2 separate regions of the Homo sapiens genome follow, and region 1 is linked to region 2. Evidence: chromatin loops called from intact Hi-C (ENCODE). Cell type or tissue: gastrocnemius medialis. All regions are shown on one strand. Links, peaks and the distances in the headings refer to the core of each region. The heading gives the core; the rest is flanking DNA. Region 1 holds the start of CHM (CHM Rab escort protein). Region 2 has its middle 16 kb from the start of MIR1321.

The links. Peaks named below come from ENCODE experiments on the same cell type or tissue, not always from the same donor. Only the 100,000 strongest peaks of a DNase experiment are listed, where the experiment ranks them.
Region 1: it touches region 2 in a loop (2.4-fold over the local background); 5 of 110 quality-filtered maps call a loop at or near these places.

What each region holds. Positions count from the first base shown.
Region 1 is chrX:86,045,025-86,050,417 of GRCh38, reverse strand. CHM (CHM Rab escort protein) reads left to right here and starts at 2,860. Exons shown (of 15, transcript NM_000390.4): 1 at 2,860-2,934. The coding sequence starts at 2,886. In gastrocnemius medialis, for the core only: no CTCF peak of the experiment used is centred there; a DNase peak (open chromatin) is centred at 2,877; H3K4me3 peaks cover 2,204 bases; H3K27ac peaks cover 1,580 bases.
Region 2 is chrX:85,849,305-85,854,697 of GRCh38, reverse strand. It overlaps the pseudogene SFR1P2. Among named protein-coding and RNA genes, the nearest start is that of MIR1321, 16 kb to the right of the region's middle. In gastrocnemius medialis, for the core only: a CTCF peak has its summit at 3,089 (motif pointing left); no DNase peak of the experiment used is centred there.

The DNA of each region.
Region 1 (5,393 bases), core at 81-5,080, 200 kb before region 2:
TGGCGGGCGCCTGTAGTCCCCGCAACTCGGGAGGCTGAGGCAGGAGAATGGCGTGAACCCGGGAGGCGGAGCTTGCAGTGAGCGGAGATGGCGCCACTGCACTCCAGCCTGGGCGACAGAGAGAGACTCCGTCTCAAAAAAAAAAAAAAAAAAAAAAAAAGATGTCCTTAGAATAACAGAATAGATGCAATTCAGCTGTTTTGCTTTACGCTTTTTTTACTGCAATTATTAACTCCTATATTCATCTTTACTTTGCATAAAGTCTACAAAAATACATTTGAAATAAAAGGTATTTGGAGCATTTTCTCCATGCACAAGATTGAAATTTTCCTAATGTAGTAATCTTTTCCATGCCCAGAAAAGGGCATGAATAAGTCCCATAATAACTTTAGAGAAAGAACAGCAAAATATAAGTTGGTAATATTATCCTTCTGAGGATTGTGCTTTCTATCCTTAGGGGAAAAAAAGAAGGTTTCAAACTAAGGGCAGCACAGATTGGAAAATCTATGCTACAGAGTAATTACTTGTTTATTTTGTTTTACCCTACTAAATGTAAACTTCATGAAGACAGGGGTTGTTGTCTGTTTTGTTCATTGCTCTAATCTCAGCATCCAAAATAGTGTCTTGCACATAGTAGGTGCTGAATGAATATTTGAGGAATAAACAAATTAATGAATTGCATCTTCATGGTGTGATTGTCAGAAAATTTCTGAATCCCTAGAAGGTCAGTGATACTCATATTGAAAAGTATATGTATGTAGTTTATATATCTCGTATACATGAACAAATGTATATAAATATATATCCAAAGTATGGTAGAAATACTTTTATTTATCAGGTTTTTAACCATCCATCTGTGGCTTCTCATTATTAGAGAAGATTTTGGAAAGTTTTCTGTGTTTACTCTGAGAAATCCATTTGTTTCCATTTTCTACTGTCTTATCAAGAGTCTCACAAATAATATCTGTTTCACTTCTGATAATACTAAAAACTTGCTTTACATACCAAGGCAAATGACAAAGTGGTTTACTGAACAGTACATTATACTTCTCAGGGGAATCTGTTTTACAGAAAATACTAATCAAAGACCATATCTTAAGAGAGTTGTGTAATACAACTGGATGATCTATAAAAGAAAGTAATGAAACATGTACAATGTTGCTAATGATTATGGTAAAATGCAAGAGAAATGCAGTAAAAAGCGTATCAAAATACATTTTAAAGCATTTTCATGTAAATATTTACAATTAATGGACACTGAACATCTTCTAAATATAAGACACATGATAGTGGTGGGCAGATATAAAGGCAAAGATGGTAAGCACTATGAGGACAGGGACTCGTCTCATCCATCTATTAGGGGAGTCAAAATCAAGTTTGGTTTAGCAAACATTTATTAAATTCCTACTATGCACCGGGCTTAGGTTAGGTGCAGGAGTGAAAAAGATAAATGAGACTTGGTGTCTGTCATGCTGTACAGGGGTTTATAATTATGGTATTGCATGTCTGGGTGTGTATTTTTGTGTGGATATATGGGGATATGTGTACTCTATAGGAATCGTCATAAATGCAGTATGGCGGGTTAAGACAAAGTCTAGCACCATGTAGGGAAACAGCCCACACACGGAGACGAAAGGAGGAGGAGGTGGAAGCCCAGCGACATCCTGGGAATAACTGTTAGCTAGAGAATGGGAAGATCATTCCATGCTGAAAGAACAGCATGAGCGTGGTCAGAGACTGGAAAGAAAACAATGTCTGGGGAACCACAAGCATCTTAGCGGATAGGTGGTGTCAGGGAAGGCCCACTACTGCACATTATCTTTGATTTATTTTGAAACTCTTGTAAAATAACTACACAAGAAATTTCTGTCGTCAAAAAAGTATCCTCCTTCATTCCCAGCATCCTTCCCCTTTTGCTTTGGTGTTGTCAGACAGCGGAGTATTAAATAATCGGGGGCAGGGTGGGGGGCGGTTGGAGGGAAGCGGTGGGAGGCGACAGACCTTGAAGATACTTATGAGAGCTATGTTAGCTGTTAGACATAGACGACCTAAAGCCCCTCATCAGATACAATCACTTTAATATAAAGACCATTTTACCTTAATTATTTCTACGGTAGCTTATGGAAACTAATAGATTGGAAACTAAATGTAAACTAAGGAGAATCTTACATGAACTTATCTAGTTGGTGCGGAAAATCGAATTCAGACTCAACAGACGCTTATCCAGCGCAACCATGCTTTCATATATTTTTTCCCTCCTGTAAAGCAAGGCTAATTTATTGCCCGAGTGGCTGTCTGGACTAACTGGAACAAATACGGACGCGGTGGGAGTTCCATTCTGGCGAAACTAGGGTGAGAGGTTTTTTGTGGGTTTTCATCGAGGAGACATGGAAACGAAAAAGATATGGAATATATTCTGAAAGTATTGGTGTGAAAAACCATGCCTCGAGGGCCAACACGAAAGTACAGAAACGATGGCGGGAAACAGTTTTTTAGGCTGGAATGAAAGTCTCCTTTGTTCACAGAGCAAACCGCCTTCAATTTCACTCCGCTCTCCGTGTCTCCTAACAATTTTGCTTCAGTATTGTCAAGGGGTATCCAAGTCTCCCACATTCATCCTAGCTAACGGAATAAAAATCTACATTTCTTTCCTACTTCAACCCTCCAGGCTAAATGAGCTACAGCATTCAGCCTGGAAAATGAGTCGAGCTTTTAACTTACGTGTAAACATTTTAAATATAATACTGTAGTCGCCTGCCTGGACCTTCCACCCAAGAACTACAACACCCAGAATGCACTGTTTTCTTTTCCGCCTTCCACGGAGGGAATGCCTAACTTGATCTCATTTCCACAAGTAATAGTCACATGACACGTTTCCCGTCAAGATGGCGGATACTCTCCCTTCGGAGTTTGATGTGATCGTAATAGGGACGGGTATGTGTAGCCTGGTGCTTCCTGGACAAAGTTTAGGAAGACTGTCTTGTTTCTGTTTTTTCTGTCAGTGGCGAGTTTTGGGACAAACATCGTGGGTCGAGAGTGGGAGGGAGAACTGAAAGGAAGTGAGGTAGTCCGGAGTCAGCGCGGGAGTTGGCAGTTACAGGGAGGGGCTGGGACCCGCAGTGCTTATCGCCATTTGAGTAGGGGTTGATCTGGTCGATGCTGATTGCTGAGGTTGGTTGCTGCGGTGATTCCTGTTAATTTCCTTAGAGGGAAGTGGATGTGCAGTGTCATGAAATGGAGGGTCGGGATTTTATCAACGGAGACGACTTTGGCAAGACATTATGATTCCTTCCTTATTGATTTCAAGGTGATATTCCCCATCATTTTGTCTCGCCATTTCATAGGACTTTTTCATAGATTTGTATGATCTTAGCATACATCGCAGCTCAGACACAGCTTAATCCTCAGTTTTACAAGAAAGATGCTCAATTATTGCCCATGTGCGTATGAATTTACTAGGGAAAGTAAACGGATTCTATTTTGTTGAGAAACCTAGGGAATTTTATTTTGTTGAGGTAGCCATTATTCCTGCTTTATGGTGCTTAAAGCATCTTGCTTTCTACCATCAATAACTAAATGTGCTGAGAATAAGGTCCTGAGTTCCAGTTCAGGTGTGTGACCTTATCTAACTCTTGTTTTCCCGTCGTTTGTTCTTCATGTTTTGGGTGGAACCAGAAACTCCTCTGCAGTTTCTAGTTGACATATTCAGTGTACAACACGTAGCAGAACACATATGGCAGCAATTTCAATTTTTTTTAATAGTGTAAGGGATGATCATTTTAGATGGAATGAAATAGGTTGTTTGATGGGGTTTTTTACTGTTTGTAGAATGTGGTAGGCCAGAGAAGCTCTGGTGGATGGGACCCTGTCCATTGTGTTAATGAATTCAGTTCGTTGTCTTCTCATACAGCCATGATTAGGAGCAGCCATGTTTTCAGGTTGGGAGTAAAAATAATAGCTACCTGTTTTCGAATGCTTAAAATTTCCTAATCACTGTGCTAAGCACTTTACAAGCCGAACATAATCCTCACAACCTTGTTAGAGTAGTAGGTACTCTCTGCATTTTGTAGAAGAGGAAAAGGGGACTTGGAAAAGTTGTAATTTGCTCAGGATCACACAGCTGGTAAATTTCCAAAGGCCCATTCCATCCCAGGAAAACAGTCAGTGGTTCTGATCCTCAGAGTTGACCCATATTCGTAGAAACAATTGAGAAAACTTGGTTTTAGGTCTTGCTTAGTGCTAGTATGAATTGCTTGAATTGGGAGGGCCAGGCACTAAATCTCTCTGAGCCTCAGTTTCCTTGTTTTTGAATATAAGGAAGGTAAAATAGATGGTCTTTATGTTGTCTAACAAAAAATGCCTGGGTAACAGTTCTCAGAACAGCATGGACAGGTTTATTCTTAGCCTGAAAATAACTGCATGGCTGCAAATAACCTGGTTGTAGCTGCTATGAACAGATGTTGGATGAGAGCTGGAAAGAGCCAATGGACTATTCATTTTTTCTTTTAAGTCTATACTAAAACTGAGAACAGCATCCATTTTGGAATAGTTGTTATACCATACTTGAGTTTTATAATCTTGCTTTTTTTGTGTAGGAACTTGAGGTGTTTTTAACAATTTTTTTAATCAACAATTTTTTTTTTCAGGTCTGGGTTCAAATTTTAATTGATGAATGTTAATTCTTATGAATGATGCTAATGTTTTTCATAAATATTTTGCCTTCTGTACAGTTCAGAATTGGAAGACATCCATCCTGATGGAGTCTGTTATGGTAGAGGTAGGAAGTTACAGTGAGTGAGCCAGAGAATTGCATCAGGTGACATCGCTTATATTTGGAAAAATACTCATTTTATACTTATCCCAGTGAGTGCAATGTTATTTTTCAGTGTTTGGGAAGAACTTATTTGAAGTTAATCTTAAAACTTAAATTTTTCATATTGTTTATTGGTGACACATTCTAGGTTTTATCAAGCACATTGCTTAAATTTATGATATGTAATTTTGCTTTTAGGTACATCAAAAGTGTAAAAATTGAATAAAAGAGTCATTCCCCAAATAAATGATTCCAACAATTCCAATCATGATTTAATTTGATTTATTTTTTAGTGTGCTTGGGATATTTCTCTTGTGAAATAGTTTGCTGAAAGTAGCCTTTAAAATGTTTGCTTTATTAAATGTATTACATTGAGCAAATCATAGAAAAAGCAGTGTTTCATAGATTCAGTTGTATTAATAAAAGTAGAAGCAATAATGCATGCATCAGAAACATGAAGAAATAGGCTATTAGATATACTTTTTAGCAGATTTAGTCCTAGTTAAAATGTCATAAAGGAACAATTGCTTCATCAAGTATAATCATGGAAGATAATATTTTATAATCCCTTTCACCTTGA
Region 2 (5,393 bases), core at 247-5,246:
TAGATCTATTGTGTTTTTTTTTTAATTTTTTTAATATACTTTAAGTTCTGGGATACATGTGCAGAACGTGCAGGTTTGTTACATAGGTATACACGTGCCATGGTGGTTTGCTGCACCCATCAACCCGTCATCTACATTAGGTATTTCTCCTAATGCTCCCCCTCCCCTAGCCCCCCACCCCCCGACAGGCCCCGCTGTGTGATGTTCCCCTCCCTGTGTCCATGTGTTCTCATTGTTCAACTCCCACTTATGAGTGAGAACATGTGGTGTTTGGTTTTCTGTTCTTGTGTTAGTTTGCTGAGAATGATGGTTTCCAGCTTCATCCATGTCCCTGCAAAGGACATAAACTCATCCTTTTTTACGGCTGCATAGTATTCTATGATGTATACATGCCACATTTTCTTTATCCAGTCTATTATTCATGGGCATTTGGGTTGGTTCCAAGTGTTTGCTATTGTGAACAGTGCCACAATAAACATACATGTGCCTGTGTTTTTATGGTAGAATGATTTATAATCCTTTGGGTACAATTTTGTTTGTCAGTTATATCTTAGTAAAGCTGGAAGAAATAAATATAGTTTCACTGTTAGTAGCTGTTGCCTTCAACAATTGTCAGTGATGGGGCAGTAGATCTATTGTGTTTTTAAATTTATTTTTATTTTTCTTAGAGACAGGGTCTCACTGTGTCCCTGAGGCTGGAGTTCAATGGCGCAATCATAGCTCACTGCAGCCTTGACATCTTAGCCCCAAGCAATCCTCCCACCTCAGCCTCCTGAGTAGCTGAGAAAACAGGCACACGCCATCACACCTGGCTAATTTTCTTTTCCTACTCTTCTTAAGGGCTGAGTGGAGATCATGCCAGTTATTTTTGTCTAACTTGTGCTACCAATGGAACAAGTGAATAAGCCAACTGAAATCTAGGATTTTTAAAAATCAAAGTAGTTGATCCAGTAGAGTCAAAAGATCTATTCATCTTGCTTACACACATGGTAAATTACAATTCATCACTTTTCCTCAATTTCCGCATGCATTTGGGCACACAATCTTACTGATTTTTTATCTCAGAATATCTTCCTGATCACAGCCACCTCCTCTTTATTCCCACGACCCACTGTTATCATTCTCTTTCAGACTATTCTAATGAGTCATCCTGACACCAGGCTCTTCTGTCTACTCCAATACCTATTGAGGTAGAAATCACCTCATTGGTTCCTTCTTCTGCTTACGCATTATGAGAAGGAGGTCATTTAGCATAGGAACACACCACAGATATGTAAGAATGAAGCCGTTAAGTAGGTATCCCCAGCCTGCACCATATGTGGCTGTGACAAGATAGAGCTTGGGACCCTGAGCATAGCTCAGAGGATAGGAAAAAAATTACAGGTAACACTTGTAGTGCCTACTATGTACTAGGCTCTCTTCTGTTAATCTCATAATAACTTGTAAGTAATTATCCTCCATTTTATAGATGAGGACATTGATGAGGAAACTGAAGTGCCGAGAGATAGAATGACATCCAAGGTCATAGTTGGAAAGGCTTGGATTGCTCCTCTGAATTGGTACACATCAAAACATGTTTATGAACTAGTAAATAGTAAGATTCTGTTCTTTCTCATCATAATGAACTACATCTGCCTGTCCTACCAGTGGCAGAGTTTCACCTAAAAATTAAAAACACATAAGAGCCCTGATCATGTCAGTCCTTTAAAACTGCTGCCTATAAAATACAATCTGACCTCTTCAGTATACATGTGAGTTCACCTCCCCAAAATACAAAATATTCCTCTCTTGCTTCATCTCCTGTCATTCTACCTCCCTTCTCACCTCTCACTCTATTCTTCAATCACAATGAACTTCCCACTATCCTCAGACTCTGGCCCATTGCACATATCATTTATTTTTCTAAAATGCCCTAACTCAGCGGTCCTCAACCATTTTGGCACCAAGGACCAGTTTTGTGGAAGAGAATTTTTCCACAGACGGGAAGCAGTACAGGGATGGTTTCAGGATGAAACTGTTTCACCTCTGATCGTTAGGAATCAGATTCTCATAAGGAGCGCACAACCTAGATCCCACGCATGCCAATTCACAATAGGGTTTGTGCTCCTATAAGAATCTAATGCAGCTGCTGATCTGACAGGTGGCAGAGCTCAGGCACTAATGCTTGCTTGCCTGCCACTCACCTCCTGTTGTGCTGCCCAGTTTCTAACAGGCCGCAGACTGGTACAGGTCTGTGACCCAGTGGTTGGGGACCCCTGCCCTAACCTCTAACCTCTCTCTGCTACTACCACACCCCTTTTCTTACAACAAATTTATATTCTGTCTTTAAAATCCAGATGTAGTGTTACTTCGACTGCTAATACTTTGGCAAAATTACTTTTCCCTCTGTGGAACCCACAGTACTGTTCATAAAGTACTTACTTCGTTGGATTCTAAGTTTTCTGATTTTGTTTCTGTCTTCTAGACAGTGAACAACTTGAGTGCAGGGACCCTGTCATTCATCCTTGTGTCCTCAGCACATGACAATGCCTGACTCATTGCCATGCATCACCTGCATAACCCTGCTCCTCTGGCCACAGTAGACTCGTCCTAGGGTGGGGACAGGCCCCTGACCCACTTTGAAATTGAGATCCATAATGAGTTTTAAATTTGCTGGGTGGCTGATACGTACCATGAAACCTCTTTAGCTATAGGCAGCCATATTTTCCACTAGGTGGACAGTAGAGCAGAGAAAATCTGTTTGTAAAGAAAGAAAAAACAGAGATGAGAGACACAGAACTGCCAGGTGAACCTAGAATTGGTTTCTGAGAGCTTTCTAATTCTAATGATACTGGAGGTCCAGTATCATTCCTGCCCTGAGGGTTTGTGATACACTCCTGTATCCTTATAATCAAATCTCCTGCTTTGATGTTCAGAAAACACCACTGGATTTCTGACACTTGCACACAAAATGTTTAAACGAAATACACACTTCTGGGAGATGTCATTTATTAGAACCTCTGAAAATTCCTCTACCTGCTTGAGTGCAGGCACATGATCACCTGCACCAAGTGTAGCAAGCGCATGAGCAAGTGCCCCATCTGCCGGCAGTATGTGGTGCAAGTCATTCACATGTTCAAATCCTGAAAACAAGGATCTCCCAACAGGGAACTTGCCCCTAAAATTGATCCTTAACATTTCAAAGCACAGAAGGGACTAGAAAATTACTCTTAAAAGGCTAAAACTGTTTTTAAAAACTATTTTCACAACTAACTGGGGACAGAAAGGTTCACCCTAAATTGTAGAAACATCGGTCCATACTATACACCTGTCTGCCTGTGGACACACTGGATTTCTTGGGTTCTACCAGGCTTTATTACATGTCCCCTATCGCTCACTGTCGAAGTCAGGCTGTTTACAACGTATGGTCATCAGCTACTGCTCTTTGGAGGACACTTATCCTGTTTTCTTGTTTTCCTTTCATCATTTTTTTCTAACTTAAACTACTCAGATGTTTAAAACGTATGTTCTTTTTGGATGAAATCACTGTCCACAAGTGGCCAACATGAAACATGCTGATCAATGGTCTCTCTTATTATTCATGCATGTCTATATGTGTATGTCTGTGAATGCATTTGTGTACTATGCAAATTTACATTTATACTGATTAGGAAGTGTCATAAAAGGTTCAGGTCCAAAGCTCCATACAGAAGGGACAGTAAAACACCAGCACCATTTATTGAGGAAGGTATCCTTTTCCCTATGTATATTCTTGTCACCTTTGTCAAAAAATCAGTTGGCTGTAAATATGTGGTTTTATTTCTGGGTTTCCTGTTCTTTTCCATTAGTCTATGTGTCTTTTTATATCAATGACATGATGTTTTGGTTTCTATAGCTTGATACAGTATATTTTGAAGTTAGGTAGTATGATGCCTCCAGCTTTGTTCTTTTGTTCAGGATTGCTTTGCCTATTGAGGGTCTTTTGTGTTTCCATATGGATTTGAGGATTGTTATTTCTATTTCTGTAAAGAATGTCACCTCTGATCATCAGGCGTCAGTTAGATTTGCATTTTGATAAGTATTGCACTCAATCTGCTTTGGGCAGTCTTCTTACTTTAATGATGTTAATTCTTCTGATCTGTGAGCCTGGGATGTCTTTTCATTAGTTTGCATCCTCTTCACTTTGTGTCATTAGAATTTTTTAGTTTTCCTTGGAGAGGGCTTTCAAATCCTTAGTTAAGTTTATTCCCAGGTACCTTTTTGTAGCTATTTCAAATGGGATTGCTTTTTTTCAAAATTTTGGTAGGTACATAGTAGGTGTATATATTTATGGGGAATATGAGGTGTTTTGATACGGGCATGCAATGCATAATAATTGCATAATAGAGAATGGGGTATCCTTCTCCTCAGGCATTTATCCTTTGTGTTACAAACAATCCAATTATACTCCTTGAGTTATTTTTAAATGTACAATTAAATTATTATTGACTATAGCTCTCTCGCATGGCCCCACCTTGGGCACAGGATAGATTTATGGCTGCAACTGCATGTGCTTTCTGCTCATGCTGGGGAGAGCAGAGAGGTAAACCAAGATTTCATTTTCAAGATGGAAAGTCAGTCAGACTCAGCTGTGGTTTTGCCTAGTACTCCACAGGCCTTTGTGAATCCATCATCTCCCCGTACAACTAGTTCATGAAAACAACCTATGAGTGCAACACTTAAAGAAAGATTAAGGAAAACAAGATCTTCATTTAATTCCTGTTACAATGTGATAAAACGTCTTAAAGTAGAGAATGAAGAAAACAATCAGAACTTTTCAGAGAAACCAGCGTATTCCACAGAGGAAAACTGTTTGGAATTTCAAGAAAATTTTAAACACATAGACAAGTGAATTTGAAGAAATCACATATTTGAAAAATACCTTCAAGAATATCAATGTGAGTGAATCTCAGTCACTTGATTCTGTGTCATTCAGTGCTCTCCAAAATGAGTTTGTGAATTAGAATCTTCCTAAACAAGAATTAAACGAAGAAAAAGCAAAATTGGTGAAGCAGGTTCAGGAGAAAGAAGACTTTCTTTTGGAGGCGAAATCTTGTCCAAATGTATATAGATCAAAGAATGTTGATCGTCTCAGTTACAGTTGTTAATAAAGAAGTAGAGAAGCTGTAGCCAGCCGTTGCTTTATGAGTTGTAGTCAGCTATGTCTGCAGAGAACAAGAAAGTAAACCTACTCAATTGATAGACCACTATGGATTAGATAATAAATTGCTACACTGTAACAGAAGTGAAGAAGAATTTATAGGTGTTTAATTCCTAATCATTTCTCCAGAATATCTTTGAGAATGACAACTTAATTAAAAGATACTTGTACATTTTAAATGGAAGATAGAAACCATTAGGGCTTAGAGGAAGGT